Linked DNA regions of Mus musculus: region 1 is linked to region 2. Evidence: chromatin loops called from intact Hi-C (ENCODE). Cell type or tissue: heart. All regions are shown on one strand. Links, peaks and the distances in the headings refer to the core of each region. The heading gives the core; the rest is flanking DNA.

What was found. Peaks named below come from ENCODE experiments on the same cell type or tissue, not always from the same donor. Only the 100,000 strongest peaks of a DNase experiment are listed, where the experiment ranks them.
Region 1: it touches region 2 in a loop (6-fold over the local background); 39 of 42 quality-filtered maps call a loop at or near these places.

Annotation. Positions count from the first base shown.
Region 1 is chr11:98,968,475-98,976,797 of GRCm38, forward strand. Rara (retinoic acid receptor, alpha) reads left to right here. Exons shown (of 9, transcript NM_009024.2): 5 at 1,683-1,843; 6 at 2,019-2,195; 7 at 3,108-3,312; 8 at 4,038-4,196; 9 at 4,946-6,468. The coding sequence ends at 5,163. Among named protein-coding and RNA genes, the nearest start is that of Gjd3, 10 kb to the right of the region's middle. In heart, for the core only: CTCF peaks have their summits at 3,937 (motif pointing left), 5,347 (motif pointing left) and 7,057 (motif pointing right); DNase peaks (open chromatin) are centred at 2,987, 3,957, 5,287, 7,047 and 7 weaker places; H3K4me3 peaks cover 1,421 bases; H3K27ac peaks cover 3,210 bases.
Region 2 is chr11:98,917,697-98,926,019 of GRCm38, forward strand. It overlaps Cdc6 (cell division cycle 6), which reads left to right. Exons shown (of 12, transcript NM_001025779.2): 10 at 1,507-1,709; 11 at 2,977-3,117; 12 at 3,420-6,246. The coding sequence ends at 3,509. Among named protein-coding and RNA genes, the nearest start is that of Cdc6, 14 kb to the left of the region's middle. In heart, for the core only: CTCF peaks have their summits at 779, 4,223 and 4,775 (motif pointing right); DNase peaks (open chromatin) are centred at 755, 4,815, 5,535, 7,905 and 2 weaker places; H3K4me3 peaks cover 333 bases; H3K27ac peaks cover 1,679 bases.

The DNA of each region.
Region 1 (8,323 bases), core at 127-8,126, 51 kb after region 2:
GCCTGCCCCCAGGATAGCTTTCTTCTGGGTTTTGCTTGGCTTTGGGTGTGGCTCAGTAGCTTATCCCAGTCCCTCCTGTATCTTAAGGGAGAGGCCTGAACTCGAAAAGGTGTGAAGTTGGTCTGTATGTATGGGGGGGCTGACATAGGACCCCCTGAAGCCATTGTCTGGATAAACCTGGAACCCTGAGTTGGAAGAGAATTGGGCTTCTCAGATCCCAGAGGAAAGGGGGTTTCCAGTTTGGGCTCAGCTGAGGCCCTGACGGAGGGAGGGACAGAGGGGAGGGCTGGACGGGGAGACCCTCTTGTGTTGAATCATGGGTGTTGCCGTGGTGACCAGTGATTGATGATGTCAGAGATAAATGACGCTGACAGACGCCTCCTTGTCTGCGTGGCCGTTGCCATGGAGCCCGAGCCTTGGGGGATGAGGTGGGGGAGGGGGCTGCAAGACCCCCTCCAGCCCTTTGTGGGGAGGGGTGCTGAGAAAGATGGTTCTGACTAATGCACCAGCAGCCCCAGCCAGGAATTGGGGAGCTGGATATCCTGCTGCCTCCTGTCACCAGAGACACGGGAGTGCTGGTCTTGTACTCAGGAAGTAGTGACTAGTGACGGTCCTCTGCAGAGTCTGTGACAACTTGGGACGTGCAGAACTGAGACCTTTTGGTAAAGGGGCCGTCACTTCCTTCTCCCTTTGCCCCACCTTCCTTCTTTGAACTATTAGAACAGGACGAGGGTGGGGACCCCCTCTCCTTCCCACAACAACTCCCCCTTTCTTTCTCTCCCTCCTCTCCCTCTCCCGGCTGCTCCGTGCCCCGGAGCTGAGCAGCTGCCATTTCAATAGAATTAAAGCTTCCGAATGATAAACGTCTTGTCACAGCTGCAATTTTCTCTTCCCAAATTATCCCCCACTCTGCCTCTCCCTTCTCTCCCCTGCACTTTATTGAATTTGCAGAATCGACATGAGTGATCTCCAAATTATGCCAGCTTCCCCCCCCATCACCCCCCCCCCGTCCCCTCCCTGGACCCCCACCCCCACCCTTCCTTCCTCCCGCGTCAGCAGCCGCCACGGAGGCCCTGTGAGTGATTGTGTGTCTGGGATAATCGGCTGGTAACGACCCCATCGCTTCTTTAAAGCCCGAGCGGTGTGTGCGGCTCAGCGCCCCCCTCCCAGCGATCTGTCAGCTCCCCGGCTAATGGGCCAAGAGATTCTTCTGCCAGGGGGCCCCCATTCTCTGGTTGGGGAGCCTTATTCCCTGCCTGCCCAGGGAAGCTGCTTTGAGCCAGTCTTAGGAATCCCCCAGGGAGATCGCTGCCAGGAGAGCTGGGACAGCAGGGATTCCTGGCAGGCACCAAAGCGGGGACTCAGTGTGTGTGACTGCCAACCTGGGCACATGTTCTTAGAGTGTGGGCTGCTGCCATGGGTGCATGACGACAGGGTACCACACACTGGCGGAGGGCATATGTGCACATGTGTGGTGTGGCCTCAGCCACAGTCCCAGGCCCTAAAATAGGATTTAGGATATGAGTCAGACAGGTTAGTGTGGGGCACTGTTTTGTGGATCTGTCTGTCTGTCTGTGTGTGTCTGTCTGGGTGGTGGACAGCATAGGCTGGACGACCCCGAGCCAAAAGCAGTCACTCTCTAACCAACCCATGTCCCCCCTTCCACCCCTCCCTCCCCCCAGCGGTGCGAAACGATCGAAACAAAAAGAAGAAAGAGGCACCCAAGCCCGAGTGCTCAGAGAGCTACACGCTGACGCCTGAGGTGGGCGAGCTCATTGAGAAGGTTCGCAAAGCGCACCAGGAGACCTTCCCGGCCCTCTGCCAGCTGGGCAAGTACACTACGGTATGCCAGCCGCGAGGGGTACTGCACACCCAGGCCGCCTCTGCTGCCCTTCCCCTGTCTCCTCCTACACTGTCAGGAAGTGTAGGCTGAGCAGAGGGCGAAAGGCAGCGAGCGGCCAGGCTGAAGCGGGTGCCAGTGCCGTAGCTGAGGCCCTGACCCTCCCTGCCTCCCCCAGAACAACAGCTCAGAACAACGAGTCTCCCTGGACATTGACCTCTGGGACAAGTTCAGTGAACTCTCCACCAAGTGCATCATTAAGACTGTGGAGTTCGCCAAGCAGCTTCCCGGCTTCACCACCCTCACCATCGCCGACCAGATCACCCTCCTCAAGGCTGCCTGCCTGGATATCCTGGTGAGAGTCTGCCCCTGCTCTCCAGCCGGGTTCCGGCCCTTGTAGGATCTGTTCCCAGCCAGATGGCCACTTTCCCCGATGCTTTCCCCCGAATCCAAATCCCCCACCGCTCACGTTGGGCCACTTTCTTCCACTCCTGTGGGCACCTTGTCCACTTAGCTGTGTTGTGGGAAGGTGGCATTATCCTGGGAACAGGAAGTAGAAAGGTCTGCTGCTGGGACACAGTGCTGGATGGAGTTGGCACGCCAGAGCGTTTGGTGGCCTGAGTTGTGAGCGGGATGCTGGACGTAATAAGAACTGTCACGAGTGAAGGCTAAGAGGAGGACTCCCCATAATCACTCTCAGGGGTTCAGTCCACCACCTATTCCTTCAAAGACACATCCTAGGTGGAGAACTAGAAGTGTGGAGAGGCTTCTGGGAAGGGAAGGTCATCAAGTGCCGGGTCCCCAGTGCACAGATGGGGGAGGCGCCATTGGGTACGAACTGTTGGGGTTGAATGGGATGGTCCTAGGAACAGATCTGCCTTGTTTCTTGCTGGCTGGAAACTCCTTTCCCTCGTGATTTCTCTATACGAAGGCAGCGTGGCCTAGATCTGCTGCCCGGAGCAGTAGCGGTGGAGATGCGCGCCTATTTAAATTTAATTACAATTAGACTCAGTTCAGTCCCTCCGTTGCATTAGCCACTTCTCGAGTGCTCGGTAGCCACATGGGGCCGGTGGCTACTGCCTCGGATGCTGCAGACAGAACCTTTCCATCACTGGAGGAAATTCTTGTCAGCCAGCCATGCTCTGGCTGCTTGCCAGGGCAAGAGAGAGGCCTCTGGGGATGCTGGAACTGGTGTGCCAGGGGCTGCTGGGCCAGAAGGTGGGGGCGCCTCCAGCCTCTGAACCTTGTGTACACCCTCTGCACCCAGATTCTGCGAATCTGCACGCGGTACACGCCTGAGCAAGACACAATGACCTTCTCAGATGGACTGACCCTGAACCGGACTCAGATGCACAACGCTGGCTTTGGCCCCCTCACCGACTTGGTCTTTGCCTTCGCCAACCAGCTGCTGCCCCTGGAGATGGACGATGCTGAGACTGGACTGCTCAGTGCCATCTGCCTCATCTGTGGAGGTGGGTGAGGCGCTGGTGGCTCTCAGGAGGCATGTGGAGGCCTGGAGGGGCAGGTCCGGACTCTGGGCACACAAGACCAGGGTCTCAGGCAGCAAGCACCAGTCTAGAATAAGCTCCGAAGGTCTGTGATCTTCATCTGAGACCTGGGTCAAGAATAAGACCCAGGCCGGACGTGGTGGCGCACGCCTTTAATCCCAGCACTCGGGAGGCAGAGGCAGGTGGATTTCTGAGTTTGAGGCCAGCCTGGTCTACAGAGTGAGTTCCAGGACAGCCAGAGCTATACAGAGAAACCCTGTCTCGAAAAACAAAAACAAACAAAAAGAATAAGACCCAGTTAACAGTTAATGTTAATTATTATTTTATTCCATGTCACACTGCTGTAGTAATGATGGTGACCTGCTGGGACGTCCCTGCTTTCTATGAGGAGCGCTACCCGTGTTGGGCCAGGGGTGTCCATCTCCACCACCATAGCTGCTGAGCTTTGAGAAGCCCACACCCCACTCTTTTTTTTAGAGTAGAAAGCTTCTCTTCTTGCCTACCAGCCCAGAGACCCTTCCTGGCCTACCCTGTGGCCAGGTATATGGGAGCAGCCTTCTGCCCTCTGTGACTTGGGCAGACCCGCCCCCAAGTGGCCAGATCTGGGAAAGCAGCTGTGTGTATTCTCGGTTGGTGGAGTTGGCTAGGGGTGGGGTGGGGCTCCTGCTCAGGGACAGTTTTGTGCTCAGACCGACAGGACCTGGAGCAGCCAGACAAGGTGGACATGCTGCAAGAGCCGCTGCTGGAAGCACTGAAAGTCTACGTCCGGAAACGGAGGCCCAGCCGACCCCACATGTTCCCCAAGATGCTGATGAAGATCACAGACCTTCGGAGCATCAGCGCCAAGGGTGAGTGTCATCTTCACCACCAGGAGTGGTTTCCAACATAAGGGGTCGAAACCCCTCTGGGGTCACATGACTCTCACAGTGAGCCTCGTGTCAGGTGTTTACCTGACAGTTCATAACAGCCCAATTACAGATTTGAAGTAGCAACAGAATAATTTTATGGTTGGGGGGTCACCACAACATGAGGAACTGTATTAAAGGGTTGCGCCATTAGGAAGGCCGAGAACCATTGACCTAGAGGAAGGCCCACCCAGGACTGGCTTAGGACCACTGCCCACAGTCAAGCTGGCACCTCACGTCTTGGCATCTACATGGTGTCTTCCTCGTCTGAACCTGGCATGTCCCCATCTGTCTAGGCTGGGACTCTCTAGCTGTCACTTCTCCGTGGTACTTTAAGACAGGCCTCCGTAATAGGTCATGTGGGTGTGGTCTGTGAAAACTGCATTTGCCAGCTCTGAGCCTCATTTTCCTGGGGGGTGGGAGGGCAGTGGAGGGATGGCGATGGTGTTTGGAAGCACCTGCTGGATTAAACATGAGGCATAGGGGCCAAATCTAGATAAGCCAAGCCTGAATTTAGAATGCTTCACCCAGTCACCACACCATGGGCTCAGGAGAGCAGGCCTGTGATGCGGGCACAAGCCCCAGGTGCAGGTGCAGTGCGTGGTAGATGCCCAGGTGGGTGGCAGTGATCCCCTTACCCTGTGACCCTCCCTTCTGGGCCAGGTCTCTGACCCCCACCTCCTTCCCCACAGGAGCTGAACGGGTGATCACATTGAAGATGGAGATCCCAGGCTCCATGCCACCGCTGATCCAGGAAATGCTGGAGAACTCTGAGGGCTTGGACACTCTAAGCGGACAGTCGGGGGGCGGAACACGAGATGGGGGTGGCCTGGCCCCCCCTCCGGGTAGCTGTAGCCCCAGCCTCAGTCCCAGCTCCCACAGAAGCAGCCCAGCCACCCAATCCCCATGACCACCTCGACACACGGACAGCCCTCACCCCTGCCCTGGCTTTCTCTGCCTTCCTGCTGGCCGTGTGACCTGTCGGCCCCGGGCCCGCTTGTCCTCTCAGACAGAACTGGGTACCTTCCAGGGGGGACAGGAAGGAGAAGGCAGTGACTCTGTGGACAGAGGCCTGGACCCAAGATGGACTGCCCTCTTCCGGCAGCCTGGGCTGGCATCGGGCCAGGCGTTGAGCCACATGAGGACCTGGGCCTGAGCCCTCACCCACCTTGCCACGTCTTCATCACCAGCAAACGCCGGGACCTGGCTCCCTGTCCTCGGAACTCAAGCCATCGCTCCCCAGATGGGGACTTCCCCCCGACCCCCGCTTTGGATGGTGACAGAGGGTGCCCAGGGTGGGGGAGACTCCCTGTACATATCCTGCGTACCAATCCCCAGATATTAATTCTCGTTGGTTTTGTTTTTATTTTAATTTTTTTGTTTTTGTTTTTTTGTTTTTTGGTTTTTTTTAATAAGAATTTTCATTTTAAGCACATTTATACTGAAGGAATTTGTGCTGTGTATTGGGGGAGCTGGATCTCGAGCTGAAGGGGGTGGGTCCCGGGGACGGGCAGGGCTCGGAAGGGATCCCCTCTCCTTTGATGTCCCAGCAGATGCTCCCACATCCCAGTCTTTGCTCCTCAGTTTTCTCTAATACTGTGAAATACTAACTTTCCAAGGCCACCTTCCCTGTCCCGTGCAGGAAAGCAGCTTCCCCTCCCCCCTCTGCCCAGCCACTGGGTGTGGGCATCTTGGGCAGCTATCCCTGGGAGGAGAGGATCCTGGCTTTTGGCTTGTCCCCCTACCCACCAATAATCAGGGTAAGGGTGAAGCTAGGGCCCCTGGGATAGACTGTTCCTCCTCACTGCCCGTCAGAGCTCACTTCATCCAAGCCCCAGCCCCACTGTGAAGGGGCCGGCTAAGGGGTCCAAGTTACCCCAGCCCCCAGCCTCATAGCCACCAGCACCCCATGGGGCCCTTCAACACACACACACACACACACACACACACACACACACACACACACACACACACACACGGCCTGAGTTCCTCCAATTCCCCCAGCCTACCCCCAACCCCTCTTGGCCCCCTCCTTGCCCCGCAGGACGGGACTCCAGGGGGTCCCCTCCCCTACACCCCTGGGCTGGGGGAGCAGGCTCTACCTTGCCCTCCTGCCTGGGTGGGGTCTCACCCTGGAGCCCACTGGCGCACCTGTTCCTGCTGGGTTTCCACTGAGATCTACTGGAGAAAGAATAAAGTTCTATTTATTCTATAATGCCTCTTGCCTCTCTGCCTCCACCCTCTCCTCTCCCTGTCTGGGCAGGGGACTCAAGATGGGAACTTTCTACAGGCTCTGGGTCACAGTGGCTTGGCACAAGCACTAAGTGCCAAAGACTTGGCCAGAGACCCTGAGAGCTGAGATAGACCCAATCTGGCAGTGGCCTCAAACCGGGGGCAGGGAGAGTCTCACCTACAGCGGGGGATTCTGGGAAAGGAGAGCTGAGCAGGAGGAGGAGGAAAGCCCCTCCCCACAATCTGAGAGAGGAAGCCAGTCCTTGGCCTCAGAGCCCCTGGCCTTGAAGTTACCCAGTGACAGACCAGTGGCTACACTTGATGTTCACAATCCTGCCACTATCAGTTCCTTACTGTCATATCTCAGCCCAGGGAAACCAATGTCCTTCCTTGCCCAGGGTGACACACAGTGGCAAGTTGAGCACTCAGGGTCCCTGCTCAACCTGGGGTTCTTCCTTGGGGAAACACTTCTGAGACACCAGATGCATCACATACCCCAAGGTGCTTGGAGTCCCTCTGTCCTTGGCAGGGAAGCTGAGCCAACCGGTTCTTTCCCTAGAGGCTCTAGCCATGTCTATGTCAGCCACTAGGTGGCAGCAGCTGCTCACTTAACTCACTGTCTCGGGAGCATTGGGAAGATACTTCACTAGTAATTTTCTTTTTCTTTTTTTTTTTTAAGATTTATTTATTTATTTTATGTATGTGATATACTGTCCCTCAGATCCCATTACAGATGGTTGTAAGCCACCATGTGGGTGCTGGGAATTGAACTCAGGACCTCTGGAAGAACAGTCAGTATACTTAACCGCTGAGCCATCTCTCCAGCCCCCACTAGTAATTTTCAAACGTGGTTATTTAGCTGAAATAAATGTACATGGCCTTACAAGAACCAGTATGTGCTTGAGGAGGCATAGGCAATAGGACTACTACAAGTTCAAGGCCAGTCTGGTGTATAACACAGCAAGTTCCTGGACTACATAGTAAAATCTTGCCCTAAAAAAGGAAAAACCAGGGTATTTGCTATCACATAGCATTATAAAGCAAGAACAAAGAGTAGGGGATTTCACTACATTAATAAATACTTTAAGGCTGGAGAGATGGCTCACAACCATCCATAATAAGATCTGACACCCTCTTCTGGGTGTCTGAAGACAGCTACAGTGTACTTACATATAATAAATAAATCTTTTTTTTAATTCATTTCTTTATTTGATGTATGTGAGCACACTGCCACTCTCTTCAGGCACTCCAGAAGAGGGAGGCTGAGGCAGGCAGATCTCTGAGTTTGAGGCCAGTCTGGTATATAGATTGAGTTCCAGGACAGCCAGGGTTACACACAGAGATACCCTGTTGAGAGAGAGAGACAGGAGGAGAAAAGAAACTCAACTGAGGAAGGGTTCTGGGTTAGCAGTGGTTCAAGCAAGTGAGTACTTGTTCAGCATATGCAGGTCCTGAGGTCTGTCCCCAGCACAGAACAAACAAGAAATAGGGAAACTAAAGAGAGGGTGGAGGTACAAACTGACCTATCTAAGGTCCAGAGACAAAAAGGGGGAAACATTGTTTCATACACAAAATAGGTGAACTGACAACTTTGTACAATTCATGTTTCTGTGTGCTTGCAGATAGATACCCACAGACTCTAAGAGGATGGTGGGTTCCCTGGAGATGGAATCACCTGACATGGGGTGCTGGGAACTGAGCTCAAGCCCTCTGGGAGAACAGTATGCCTTCTAAACTGCTCAGCCATCTCTCTGGGCCCTCCAAGTGGCTCTTGACTGTGTGAACAAACGTCCAATAGGACACTAAGTTGTGTGAGGCCTGGGTGACATGGCAGAGCA
Region 2 (8,323 bases), core at 258-8,257:
GTGAGTGGGCAGTGCAGCCCGATCTGTAGACTGAGACTGCTCTCTCTGGCTCCTCAGGTTATCCCGTCCTTACAGGCTCCCGTCCCTTAGCAACGACACACAGGCTTGTCAGCGGCCCTGGGATCAGCACTGGCACACGCTGCTGAAAGAGCTCCCAGGTCTAGATTACAGAAGTAACCTGATCCCCTCTTTTGACTTCTGATACGCATTTAGGACTGGTTTCAGTGGCCTTGCTGTATAGTAAGCTATACAGACGGTGACTTCAACTAAATACAAGGAATGTTCTAATGCACAGAAATAAAGGTTCCCCAGCACTGAAGATAGGCAACAAAAAGTTGGCGAGACGTCCAGGATGGTGGGCCATACCAGTGATTCCAGCACTCAGCATGGTCACTACAAGTTCAGGGCCAGCACAGGGGACTCTTAAACCATGAAACAGGAAAATGGGGTAGGTGTCGTGCTGGGATTGTTTTAGAGGGGGCTTTGCCATTGTGTGGGGAGTAAGGAGAGACTTCCAAGTTCCCTTCATTGTGGGACTTGTGCTCCTCCGTTTGGGAGCTCTGGTTTCTCTATTAGCCTTCTGCAGCTTCCTGCTTGTGGTAAAGCAATCGAAGCAGATTGGTGTGGGGCAAGTGCAGATGGCCTCAGGAAGTAACTGCAGGCATGGGTTGTTAGAGAGCAAGCCCTGTCTCTCACAGCAGTGCTTCTCCAAACAGTGGGGCCATGGGCCTCTGTGTGCTCACCGCTGTGCTCAGCTTCCGGCTCTGGGGAGGGTAGGTACTACATGCTAGGCTAGCCCGTGGCATTTTCTCAAGTTTCTTGCCAAATAGTTTGGACACTGTGACTGAACCTCAGAGGTCATTTGGGAAAGCCGTCTGGGGGCGGGGCCTGAGGTGGGACTGACTTTTCCTGGCCACGCTTACCCGCCCATCTGACTCATATCTAATTAAAATATTAGATAATTTTTCCAACTGTTCCTTTTCCTTTCGTAACGATCAGGCAGTCGTCTTTGCTTCAGAGTCTTAGGCTGAGGATTAACTGAGGGTCCTTGAGCAAGGCAAGTGCTATGGCGCCCGACTTCACTCCCCGGCCAACCTCTGAGGCCGTTAGCCAGGCTTGCTGGCATCTGTCTGGGTTCTTGCTTATTCAGGAGGGTAGATTCGTTATCTTCTCAACACGAAACTACATCCGAAAGGACAAGATGACTGGGTCGTTATTTCCTAGAGAAAAGGCAAGCCTGCTTTCTGGAACTGCCTTTTCCCTCACCTTCCGCCCCAGAAACAGAACTCTGCTGTGCCGTTACGTGGGTCTGGGGGTTTCCTTTAGCTAAAACCTGCATCATGTGTCTCCGCACATACACAGGCGATTATCTTCGAAATGGAGTAAAGTGCCAGATGGTGGTGGTGCTAGCACTCAGGAAGCAGAGGACAGATTTTGAGGACAGCTACACAAAGGGAAGGAGGGAAGGAAAGGAACTGAATTGGACAAAGTTTGCTTACTTTGCAGGTAAATCACCCAGCGAGTCGCCGGTCCCCAAGCGCGTTGGTCTTGCTCACATATCCCAAGTCATTTCGGAAGTTGATGGGAACAGGGTGACTTTGAGCCAAGAAAACACACAGGATTCCCTTCCTCTCCAGCAGAAGATCCTGGTTTGCTCTTTGCTGCTTTTGACCCGGCGGCTGAAAATCAAAGAGGTCACCCTGGGGAAGGTAAGCTTCGCGTCTCAGCAGGTGGGGCTGAGGCTTTGCCAAAGCTACTTTCCAAAAGGCCCTGGGAATTAACGATGAGTAGGAGGCAGGGCCGAGTGGAGCTTTTGCTACATTTGACCCAGAGCTTGGTCTATGTAGGGAATTCTAGGCCAGCCAAGGCTACACCGTCGTGAGACATTGTCTCAGAAACATGAGTTGAGGCCAGGCGGTGGTGGCTCACGCCTTTAATAACAAAACTCTGGGAGGCAGAGGCAGGTGGATCTCTGAACTCTGGGCCAGTCTAATCCTAGTGAGTTCCAGGAGAGCCAGGCAGGGCTATACAGAAAGATCCTGTCTCACCACCCTTAGCCCCCTACCCGAAAATTTAAAAACTGAGTTAGCCATGAACCAGATAGAGCGGTACCATACTTGTAATCCTGGTAGCTAGGAGGCAGAGCCAGGGTGATTGCCAGCCAGGGCTGTGTAGAACCCACCTTTGTCTTTGCATCTATGGTCCTCCCCCAACCCCTCCCCAAACTTACGTAAAGTCCCGTTCCTAAGTTCTACCTTAGAGTAAGAAAACTGGGCAGTCACTAACAACTGCTTGTGCGGAAGACCCAGGTTCCATCCCCAACACCCACATGGTGGCTCACAAACATCTGGATCTGTACCTTTAGTGCCAGGGGATCCAACAACTCTTCTGTTCTCCGTGGGCATCTAGGCATGAGCATGGTACACATACATAAATGCATGGCAGCAAAACACAAAATAAAATAAATCTGGCTCAGCAGTTAAGAGCATTGACTGCTCTTCTGAAGGTCCTGAGTTCAAATCCCAGCAACCACATGGTGGCTCACAACCACCCGTAATGAGATCTGATGCCCTCTTCTGGTGCATCTGGAGACAGCTACAGTGTTCTCACATATAATAAATTTTTTTGGTTTTGGTTTTTGGAGACAAGAGTTTCTCTGTGTAGCTCTGGCTGTCCTGGAACTCACTTTGTAGACCAGGCTGGCCTCGAACTCAAATCTGCCTCTGCCTCCCAAGTGCTAGGATTAAAGGCATATGCCACCACTCTAGCTTTTTTTTTTTTTTTTAAAGAAGAATCACATAAAGTATTGGGGGTTCGGAAGGTCTGTTGCCAATTCGAGGGGTCAGTAAAAGTGGGAGGGGAGATATTCAGATAACTTAAGACACAGTTTCTGGGCTTCTTTCTTTTTGTTTTTCATCTGTAAGGTTATGAGATGTGGCTTGTAAGTGACACTTGTTCTCCCTCATTTCCTCCCAGTTATATGAAGCCTACAGTAGCATCTGTCGCAAACAGCAGGTGACGGCCGTAGACCAGTCTGAGTGTTTGTCCCTTTCAGGACTCCTGGAGTCCAGGGGCCTTGTGGGATTAAAGAAAAATAAGGAGAGCCGCCTCACCAAGGTACAAGTAATGGCTTTTTGTGCGTGTCCCTGCTTTTAATTGTCCTGTCTTGGCGAGCGTGTCCTCTGCCAAAGTAACGATTAGAAGTGACTAGTGAACAGTTTGCTTTTCTGCCAGCTAGGGCTTAGGATGTGAGGACAACGGAGTGATGTGATTCGGGCCATTGAGGATGGCAGCAGTTAACCTGTCCATTTGAGGAGAATGGAATATGATAGGGGGGTGTAACAGCGTGTGCGCCTGCAAGTGTGTGCATGCGTGAGCGCCGATGTTCGTCATCACAGAAAGACCTCTTCTCTTTCCAGGTGTCTCTGAAGATTGAAGAAAAGGAAATAGAGCATGTCCTGAACGGCAAAGCTTTCACCGGGAACATCCTCGCTGCTGGTCTGCCCTGAATGGCTCTTACTCATGGCACTTGCAGGTGTCCCTCCCACTGGCATTTGAGAGCCCCCAGAATCTTCATTTTAGTAAGGTCGTTTGGAAACAGTTACGGCCTTTTTTACTCCGCACCAGTAAATTTTAGTGTATGGATTCATGAGTGTTAGCGCTGGCTGATATCTTTGGTTCTTACTGGTTTTACCCATAAAAATGACCGAGTAGCTGGGTGTGGTGACTTTTATGCCTGTGATCCCAGCACTTGGGAAATAGAGTCAAGAGTTAAAGGCCATCCTTTGCTACATAGTGAGCTTGAGCTGGCCTGGACTACATGAGACTCTGTAAGAATAAAAACAGTGGCCCTTTTTAAAGCAATGTTCAGTACTTTTCCCCTTTCACATTCCTAAACACAGTGCCTACGAGTATATACGGACTTGTGTTGGAGAGTGTGTGTATGTATTACCTCTGTCTACAAAGGATATATTTTGTAAAGAACTTTGAAGTTTAGAAGGATGAAATGGAATGATCCAGGAAAATTTACGAGCCTCCGTGGAAGGGCATTGTGTTCAGAGGATGCCTCATTCATGTGACAGGTGTTGCTGCCCTGGACTTTTTAAGGACTGATGAAGAATCTCCCGTGCTCCCCACCAGTATGGGGGTGACGAGGAGAATAACTACAGATTGTGAATATATTTATTTTCAAGTTTCGTTTGTCTGGGCTGCATTTGTTGTCTCTGGGTTTTCGGGCACATAGGTGTTCATATCCGAGTCAAGCAGCAGGAGTCGCTGTTTGCCTTCTACGGTGTGGACCGCTAGGACTGAGCTCGGGCCATCAAACTTGGCTGGCGACCAGCGCCTACCCTTCAAGCCATTTTATGGGTTTGTGTTCGTCTTTTTAAGCAGCCACACTCCATGGTAGCTTAGGTTTTCAGAGGTTAATAAGAAAATACCTTCTCATCGGGCCTTGGTAGTACACACCCTTAAATCCCAGCCCGCAGGTGATAGATAGAGGCAGGCGGGTCCCTGTGTTTCAGACATGTTCCAGGACAGTCTGGTCTACAGAGACTCCAGAAACAACAACAACAAAATTAAAAATAACTAGCAAGTGGAAATACTCTCTCACACTTTGCCTCAGGGTTAGCTTCCCTCAGACAGAGCCATTGTTTCAATAGGATGCAGCTCCGGATGAATTTTCATCTGAGCCCCTCTTTCTAGGCTCCCTAGAGAAGTTCATCTTCCTGGCATCAAGTGGCAGTTTGTGACAGGGACACCAGAGGGCACCATTACAACGCCGCTTTGAAAGTGTGGCCCGGGCAAGGGTGGTTTTGAGGGAAGGGGCAGGAAGGTGCCTGAGTCCGACTTGTTTGGGAGGTTGCTGATGCATTCGTACCTGGCTAAGTGCTTGGGAGCAAACCATGCCTGGGATGAACTGTCTGAGTCTTTGCTTTTCTCCAGGCGAGGCTGCTGCCCCGATGCCTGATCCGGCCCCGAGCTTGGGAATCTGATATGGGTACAGGAGATCTGTTGGCCACTGTTTGATGCAGCCTGCACATTATCCTTGTAAAGCGATCTGAACCCCACAGCAGGTGGGATGGGATGGGATGGGATGGGATGTGCTGGGATGAGATAGGAGGGCTCGCTCGACGCCCTCTGAGATGCACACTGCCCACTGCAGAAGACTGTAGAGAGGAGATTGGATGCCAAGCACTCACTCATAGAATACACATTCCCTCTGGGGCGGTGCACAAGACCATACTCTCCCAAGGAGTTTGGAGAGAGTCTGGAACTGTAAGGGTTAACGAGCACAACTGTAAAGATTGTCCGAAGACTGATGGGAAGCAGAGACCGAATGGGATTGAGAACAGATGTGAGGCTTGATTTAAATTACATTTTATTGGATGCTGCAGCCTTAAGAGACGTGACTGCTTTACAGTTTGTTTCCACACTGTGGGCAGCTGCTGTCTGTTCTGTGTCCATAGTAGGATCCTGCCCAAAGAGGAGCGGCCTCCCCGCCTCCGATGTAGTTGAGGCTTGGCGCCTTCCTCTTAACTGCAGGGCTTGAGTCAGGAACAGGGTTTGACTCTCAGTGGGACTGGGCTGTATCCTCCCTGGCTTCTAGCCAAGATTGCATTTACAGATTCAAAGGGGCCAAGTTCCTTCCCCTCTCTCTGTCTTCTCCCCATTTGGAAATAGGGCTTTCTGTGGACTGTTTTGTTTCCTTCAGCACACACACACACACACCCCACACACACTGTCGATTTCTAGGTCATTGCTACTCTTAAGGCTTCAGCAATTGGAACAGGGTGGGTTGTGTCAGTGATGCGTGAAGCAGACTTAGAGTCCCTGCTTGGCTTCCGCTGCCCTTGTGGGAGCAGAGGCTGATGTATGTTTGTCAGCAAAGTCTTAAGTGTAATTCAGACGCCGAGGCGGAAAGGAGGAGAGAGGCCTTTCCTTGCTGCTTTTTCTCACCGAAGCTGGAAGCTATGGGAAGGTGGTGGGAGTTTAAGTGGAAAGGGATGGGCCTGTGGTTGCTAGTTTTTGCCAGGATCTTAGGCCACATGGCGTAGTGGCAAAGATGCTGACCTACATTTCCTCCTTTTGAAGACACTGGGGTGTGTGTATCCTGGTTTGTCATTATTATTATTGTTATTATTGTTGTTGTTGTTATTTTAAGAACCAGATTAAGTTTCCATAGTGTCAGGTATCGCTATGGAAAGAACATAGACTCAATAAAGTTGGTATGAATTCCAACCCCAAGATGCCTCTGCCATTTCTGGCTCAATGAAGACTTGCCTGTGGCTAGCTAATTCCAAGAGTGTGTGAGGTCCAGCCTAGCTACCCAAAAATCAGAAAACTTGGCAGAGCCCTTTTCCTTCCCTCCCTTCCCATTGCTCCTTGCCCCACCCCCACCCCAGCGCAGGAACATCACCACTGAACCACATTCTCAGTCCGCCCTGCCTGTACGGACTTTCTAAAGATACACAACAAACTAGACTTGGTGGTACAGGCCTGCAGTCCCGGCTACACAGGACAAGTTCAAGGCCAACCTGGACAACTTAATAAAAGAGTTCTCGGGCTTGCCTGATAGGCACAAGGCCCTGGGTTCAGTCCTCAGTGCTGGGGCTGGAAAGGAAAGACACCACCAAAAACCAGACAGACAGACAGACAAACCTTGACAGTTCAGTTGGCAAAGTGCTTACTGTGCAAACGGGAAGCCCCAATTCAATCTCCAGGCCACTCTGCCACACATTCACACATGAGGACTTTAATTCTAGCAGTGAGGAGGCTGAGCCAGGAAGGTCCTTAGGGCTTTTTGGCTGGACCGCCTCTGCTTGGTCAGTAAAGGTGAGAGACACCCCTGTAGTTATTTTTTAAAAAAAGACACCTACAATTGACCTTTAACCTTCACAAACACAAAAATATCTGGACTCTCGGGGACTGGGGGCAAAGTGGTTTTATTTATGGTTTAAGAGACAGCATAGGAGAAGCCCTCTGCAGACTTTATTTACATTTGTATCGGTCTCCAGTGCTTACTCTTGGTTGCTATTCAGTGAATGAAACCAGGAAGGGACTGCCTTCCCCACCACCACCCCCCATCTAGAAAACAGTCCTCAGCTGGAGGTAAACTGCAGGGCGCAGACACACTCAGGTGGGCTGGGACCCTGCAAAAATGCCGCCTTCTGGCAGTCCCAGGGCCTTGCAGCCCGTCCCTTGGACATGCTACTAATTTGCTTCAGGCAACCTCTGTTGCTTCAGGGAGGTTTTGGCTGTGGGTTGGAGACTTGCCTACAGGCTAGGGAGAAGTAGGTCTGTCAAGAAGTTAACTCAGGTCCCCAGAGATTGCCCAGAAAGCTGTGGCTGGGCACTGGGGACTTGGGGAGGAAGCCACCTTTGATGTCCTACTTTTTAGCTCTGTGTGTGTGTGTGGGGGGGGGGGGGGTTGTATTATCTCCGTTTCCTCCTGATGTCTTCTCCACCAAAGAGAAAGGTGGCTGAGGCCTAAGTGTGTGTCCTCTGGTCTCATGGTGCAATTCCACCAGTCCAGAGGCTACCAGTAGAAGCTAATTGGGTGCAAGGGGCTGGCTGAAGACTGCAGGCTGGCAAAAGGAGAGTGGCTCCCCGGTTTTCTTCTTCTTTTTTTTTAATTTCTAATTGAGTTCTGAATCAGCCTCAATCGCTTTGATCCCTCCTCCGTTTCCCACACTGCCTGAAAGAGCTAGATCAGCAACTTTGTAACAAGGGTGCGCCTGCTCCCCACAGCCCCCCCTCCCCTGACGCTCTCTGCCGCCGCCATCCACTGCTTGTCTCCTTCAGTTAAGATAATGAAGATGCTGAGAGATAAAATGTGTATTTAATAAGGGTGGGGGCAGGGAGGCGGAAAGGGGCAGCCAGGGCCTTCCCTAGTTTGGGGCCTCGCCAAGACTCTAGCTGAAAGCAAAGCTAGAGTAAGACTTGGCCTCGGGGTGTGGGGGTTTCTGGGCCTCAATCCAGCTGACTTCACTGCCTGCTGTTTGCCCTAAATTCCCCCCCCCCTCCACCATCTCACCCCCACACCCCTTTCCTCTCTGCTTGCTCCCAGTGGGAAAAAGGAGTCTCCCTTGACTTTCTTTTCAGCTGGTAACTTGGCCTTTGCTGCGGTACCCCCCAACCCCAGTATCAGCTGCAAGGTCAGACTAGGGCAGCCCCCTGTAGCCTAGGCCTGTAGAAGCTGTGGGTTCACAGTGGGGGGCGAAAAAGCTGGAGTTAATGAAGGCCAGCTGCCCGGCTGGGTTCTGCCTACAGCTAGCTAGAGGCCAGCGTTCAGCGGGGGGAGGGGGAGAGGGACGGGGAACCT